Linked DNA regions of Homo sapiens: region 1 is linked to region 2. A link is an interaction called in ENCODE POLR2A ChIA-PET data of the cell type or tissue named here. Cell type or tissue: Caco-2. All regions are shown on one strand. Each heading gives the region's core, and the rest is flanking DNA. Links, peaks and the distances in the headings are about the cores only. Region 1 overlaps KAT14 (lysine acetyltransferase 14). Region 2 overlaps SLC24A3 (solute carrier family 24 member 3).

Evidence for each region. ChIA-PET counts read pairs that join two places held together with the same protein. Peaks named below come from ENCODE experiments on the same cell type or tissue, not always from the same donor. Only the 100,000 strongest peaks of a DNase experiment are listed, where the experiment ranks them.
Region 1: POLR2A ChIA-PET joins it to region 2 with 9 read pairs; 1 of 35 experiments calls an interaction of 5 or more read pairs at or near these places.

Annotation. Positions count from the first base shown.
Region 1 is chr20:18,175,343-18,178,256 of GRCh38, forward strand. The region is part of intron 7 of KAT14 (lysine acetyltransferase 14); the gene reads left to right. Among named protein-coding and RNA genes, the nearest start is that of PET117, 39 kb to the left of the region's middle. In Caco-2, for the core only: no CTCF peak of the experiment used is centred there; a DNase peak (open chromatin) is centred at 1,169.
Region 2 is chr20:19,242,876-19,245,789 of GRCh38, forward strand. The region is part of intron 1 of SLC24A3 (solute carrier family 24 member 3); the gene reads left to right. It overlaps SLC24A3-AS1 (SLC24A3 antisense RNA 1), which reads right to left. Exons shown (of 8, transcript NR_024564.1): 7 at 1,002-1,413. It overlaps LOC124904879 (a long non-coding RNA gene), which reads left to right. Exons shown (of 2, transcript XR_007067552.1): 2 at 1-198. Among named protein-coding and RNA genes, the nearest start is that of SLC24A3, 32 kb to the left of the region's middle. In Caco-2, for the core only: no CTCF peak of the experiment used is centred there; a DNase peak (open chromatin) is centred at 1,656.

The sequences.
Region 1 (2,914 bases), core at 193-2,692, 1.1 Mb before region 2:
AATACGTGGCTGGCAAAGTTGATTGGCAGCGATCTACCTCTCCCAGAGAAGTGCTCGGGGGAGGAGATGGCTTAACCAAGCAGCCCCTGACCCATCTGTGGGGCAGAGCCTTTTTCTGCCCTCTCTACTCTGCTGCCTCACTCGTACCCAGCCACCTGTCGCCTCCCCGGGCTTTCTCCCAGCCTTGTGTTTTGCCTTCCCTCTCATGTCTGTAGCATCTCTCAGATGGGCTTGGAAAGGGACCAAGCAGCCCTCCTAGCTCTCCATTGTGTTTAGAATTAGAAGTATAAAGAAACTCATTTAACATTTTTTCTCACTTATTTGACCTTGGGATGCTTTTTTTTCCCACACTTTACCATTCAGCAAATGCAAGTCAAGTACATAACATACACCGAGAGCCGAAACATGGCTCAAACCTGTAATCCCAGCACTTTGGGAGGCCAAGGCAGGCAGATCACTTGAGCTCAGGAGTTTGAGACCAGCCTGGGCAACATGAGGAAACCTCGTCTCTACCAAAAAAAATACAAAAATTAGCCAGGTGTGGTGACATGTGCTACTTAGGAGGCTGAGGTGAGAGGATCACTTGAGCTAGGAGGTCAAGGCTGTAGTGAGCCATGATCATGCCACTGCACTCCAGCGTGGGCAACTGAGTGAGACTGTCTCAAAAAAAAAAAAAAAAAGCCAGGTATGGTGGCTCACCCCTGTAATCCCCACACTTTGGGAGGCTGAGGTGGGCAGATCATGATGTCAGGAGTTCAAGACCAGCCTGGCCAACATAATGAAACCCCGTCTCTACTAAAAATACAAAAATTAGCCAGGCATGCTGGCGCGTGCCTGTAGTCCCACTACTCAGGAGGCTGAGGCAGGAGAATCGCTTGAATCTGGGAGGTGGAGGTTGCAGTGAGCCGAGATGACACCTCTGCATTCCAGCTTGGGCAACAGAGTGAGACTTCGTCTCAAAAAAAAAAAAAAAAAAAGTGCCAAGCGCTATTCTAGCAGGGGATCTGCTGTGAACTAAGACAGAGTAGGTCCCTGTCCTTAGGCAGGGGGCATCCTTGAGCAGGGAGCTGACATTAACTAGCTCACCAGGCAAATAAGATTACATCATGCAGAGTGAACGCGGGGACAGTGATGTTACATCATGCAGAGTGAACGTGGGGAGGAGTAGCGGGCAGGAGCACTGCTCTATGGGGGTTCAGGACGGCCTCTCTGAGGAGGCAGCACTTGAACTAAGTCCACAAGGAGGAGCCAGGGTGATGAAGGGTCAGTGTGGAAGGCCCAGGCGCAGGCCCTGAAGCAGGAGTTGGGTTGGTGTATGTGGCTGGAACCTGGTGATGGCAGAGGGAACGGGTTGGTGGCTAATGAGGCTACTGGGGTGACAGGGGCCAGATCCTGCAGGATCCTACAGGTCATAAGTAAGGAGTTTGAACTGCATTCTGAACATATGGTAGGAAGCCATGTCAGAGTTTTGATCAAGGGAAGTGAATTTATGTTTTTAGAAGACTCTGGCTTCTGTGTCGAGAGTGGATAGTATGGGTGTAAGAGTGGGAGCAGAGAGACCAATGGGAGGCAGTTGATCCAGGCAGCATTGGGAGTGGTTTACACTAGAGTGGGAAGAAGTTAGGGAGCTGTATAACTTTGATGGAGCTTCCCAGAACTTACCTTGAGGCATTAACCAGATAATGAGAGTATTCTGTGCAGTAAGTAGTTCAGTGCCTGGTGTTACAGTTATCTGTTGCTGCATTATAAACCACTCCAAAACTTAGTGGCTTTTGATCCCTGTATCTTTTTTCTGATTCTGTGGATTGACTGGGCACTGTTGGGTTCTTTACTTAGTGGGCTGAAGGCTGGGTTCACTCATGTGCTGCATTAACCTGAGAGCTAGTTTGGGATTGGAATGACCAGGAGAGCCTCTCTTCCTCCAGAGTCCATCTCCCTGTGGCCTCTAGTTATTAACTGGTCTAGCTGGACTCCAAGAGGGAGAAAGTGGAAGCAAGCCACCAGTTGTCTTAAGACCTAGACTCAAAAGTCCCAGAAAGTTATTTCTGCTACTTTCTGATTGGTCAGAGCTATTCACAAGGTCCACCCAGCTTCAGTGGGTGGGGAAATTTATCCTGCCTTTTGATACGAGGAGCCGCTTAGTAGGGATGGAGGAATTGTTAGTGGCTGTATTTAGAAATTACATACCACACTTTTCAGTTTTACCTTGAAACTGACTTTAAGCCTTGGAAGAATTCAAAGTTGGCCTTTGAAAATTTTGGTGTCCAGTTTGGGAAGGTATGAAAGCAAATTATAATGGAAGGAATCTTGCTCTTTCCTTTTAACAAAGTTATTTTCTAGGTTAAGAGCAAACTGATTCTACAAAAACAAGTTTTTAAACATCATCCAACCCTTCGCAAACAACTTTATAAATGTGCCTTTTAATCTTCCATCTGATTTCTTTGCTATAAAGCCCTAATTGTACATGTTCTGTTAGTACATGACTGAGAGCCCTGGAGCGGCAGTCATTGAAGAACAACATATTTCCAGTCCAGCTCTTGGGGTTTGAAATGAAACACATAAAATCTACCAAGTCTGTTAGGATACCTTCCTAGGGAACAGAGGCCTCTTCCTCATTGAACCCCTGATAAGACCTCTCTGCTACTGAGATTTATTTTAGGGAGGCTGAGGCAGGAGAATCACTTGAACCTGGGAGGCAGAGGTTGTAGTGAGCCAAGATCGCACCACTGCACTCCAGCCTGGATAACAGAGCAAGACTCTATCTCAAAAAAAAAACAAAAAACAAAAGTGACTTGGGTGCTATTGAAAGCATTCCATTTTAAAAGGGAAACAGAACATAAAAGTTCAGAAAAGTTGCAGCCTGACAATGCAGTAGACAAAAAAAACCTATTTTTTGAGGAGAAAGTCAAGCTGG
Region 2 (2,914 bases), core at 148-2,647:
AAAAGAGCTCAAATGCAATGAAAAGTAAGAATAATCTGGAAAGGTGTGCTGTAAACAATGCATAATTTCCTGTTGAACCACATTTTTTTTCCTTTTCTCTTCTTAGTAAAGTTCAATATTTTTATCATTAAACTTGTTCAGAAAGTGTCTGTCTCTTTAAAATATGTAAGCAATAATAAAAGTTTCTTTTTTATTTGAGATGTTTTATGTCTGTTTTTATGATATTAAATTTTAGATAGGGCTTTTACTCTCCAAATAACTCTAAGAGTTAATGAAATTATCCCAGGTGATTTCCTGAGACATATGTTAATGAGTAGAAAGTATGATTTATAAGATTGATGTATATTATTTGTAAGATACTGGGGATATGAATAACATTGGAATAATGAGTCTGTGACCAGAATAAAATAGCTCAAACAACACAGAAGTTTCCAAAGCACAACTGTTACGGGGTGGGCTACAGGAGGTGAGGGAATAAGACACATTCAGAAACATCTAGATAATTCCAGAACATAACTTCCCCAAAATAACTGCGAATTTCTTCATGCGTTATTTTTGAATCTCTGAGAACTTCTAGAGTGATTTAATGGAAGTTAACATTTTTCCTAGTTCAGAAGGACCCCACAGGGTAGATGCCTCTATCTTGTCTGTCTTTCTAAAGTTTATCCTGAGAAGATGTACAGGAGAACATGGGTAGGTAATTCATGGCAGAATTGAACTTGCAAAGCTTCTTCTGGTGTAATGTGGAAATAGTTCTTCTTGACCTTTCTGCAGTCTTTGACATTGTGGACTCAGCTCTCCTGTTGGAAACCTATCCCTCATTTCCTTAACCCTCTTACAGTCCCTGTTTCTCATCTGCTAGGGCTGCTTCCTGTGTCTTTCTCTGGCCCCTTCTTCTTTCCTCCCCTTGGTTCTGAGGACGCAGCCCCAGGCACCACGCTCCTCTCTCCCCAGAGCCTTCCCCAAGAACTGAATCCCCATGTGGAAAATCAGCCACCCACCTTGATTCAGATGACTATGATCTTCATTCATCTCCTGAGCATGATTCCAGTATTCCCCACGACCACTGGAGGTTTCCACCTGAATGTTCTTACACTCGTTACTCAGAGTGGCTGAAATGTAGATAATCAAATATCTTCCAGTGAAATATAGCTCCCTTTTAAACGTATTCTGTCATCCAATTGTTTGACAATTACCAAGCATTGTCAATTCTTTTTTCTCAATCTCTCTCCTATCTGACCTTTCCTCTCATTCCATTGTCAAGCCATAATCCAGGCCTTTATCCCTTCATCAAGGGGTCATCCTAATAGCTTCTGCATTCATCTTAATTCAATGAGCATTCCTTTAGTGCCTTATGAGTAGATACCGTGAACCAGGTGCTGACGTGCCTGGTAGGGCTACAATGCCGAGAGGCTGCTGGGAAGACAGACATCCGTTAGATACTCACACTGTTAAGCAACTAATCATAAACTGCAGTAAGTACTAGAAAGAAGGTGTGGTGAGAACATGCAGTGGGGAGCTGGACATTAGCCTCTAGGGCCAGACACGGCATCTGAGGAATGAAGAGACATGACATACATCAAGGCGAGGTGGAGGGGAGAATTTACCAGGCAAAGTCCCAGCGCTGGGCAAGTCTATGGGGTGGTTGGAGGCATGGCATGTCAGAGAGACTGAGCATGAAAGGCCTGTTGCTAGAGCGAGGTGAGGTGGGAGAAGGCAGCGGCAGGCCGGCAATGTGAAGTTGAAATAGGAATTCAGGTGTCTATCCTCAGGGCAGAGGCGAGTCTTTGAAGGGCTTAAGCAGGAAGGGAATGACAGGATCAGGTAAGCCTTTTCTAAAGGTCATTGTGACTGCTTTGTGATGTCCAATAGACAAGATAACCTGAAAATCCTCCTGATCCAAAACAACAGGAAATGCTGGATAATATCACAGCAGAGCTGAACTTAGAAGCAGGTGAGAGATATCCTTGGAGCTGTAAATAAAGAGGAAGCTGAATACCCAAGGAGCATGTTGTCACTCACTACTGCATCTCTCCTGGTGGCATTTGCCCATCTCAGTAAACAAGAAATGTCCGTTTTAATGACTGCACAAGGACAGAAGACAAGGCTGGGGGTGAAAGTGGGTTGGGGAATTGGATCTGTGACCCTGCCATGAAAGAGGAGCCTTTTGATTAATAAACAGGGGACTGTATGGTAAATCCGCTTCTCACAAAATAAAATGCTAGAAAGTTTGTCTCTTTTGATCTGGGCTCTAGGTGGGGCTGGGGGAGTCTTCTTAAAAAATATCTTATCGTGGACCTGCCCCAAGTGGGTTTGGAGTTCTTTACACTACTTTCATGGTCCTGGAAACCTCATGCCAAGAAATTAACATATTATAGTAATGGAGTTCACACTGGTCATCAGTGCAGGATTCCTAGAAGAAGAATGGAAATTTTCTCTGAAATTCTCAGTAGAAATGAACTCTAAATAACTTCAAATAATAATATTCATGAATATTTATATAAAAAGATATTTTAAATATTTCAGACTGTATAAATCAATGACTACATAAGTGTGATCAATTTGAGTTGGCGGTCAGAATTATGACATTTTAAGTCCCTGTATTTTTGAAGAAGACAGTCAATATAGAGTGAAATTTAATTTTATTAAATGAAACGTTTGTGTTAAAATTTATGGAGAATTACTAAGATAATACATTCACAACACAAAGGCACAAATGGTTGAAAATAAAAGAATGGAAAAATATGTAGTAGGCAAACACTAACCAAAAGACACCATTGGATTAGGTTGGATATTACTATCCAATAAAGTTGATTTAAGAGCAAAACATTATTATTTGAGACGATTTTAATGCTAATGGTAATTTTAATGGTAAATGGTACAGTTTACTGGGAAGATAAAACAATTTAAAACT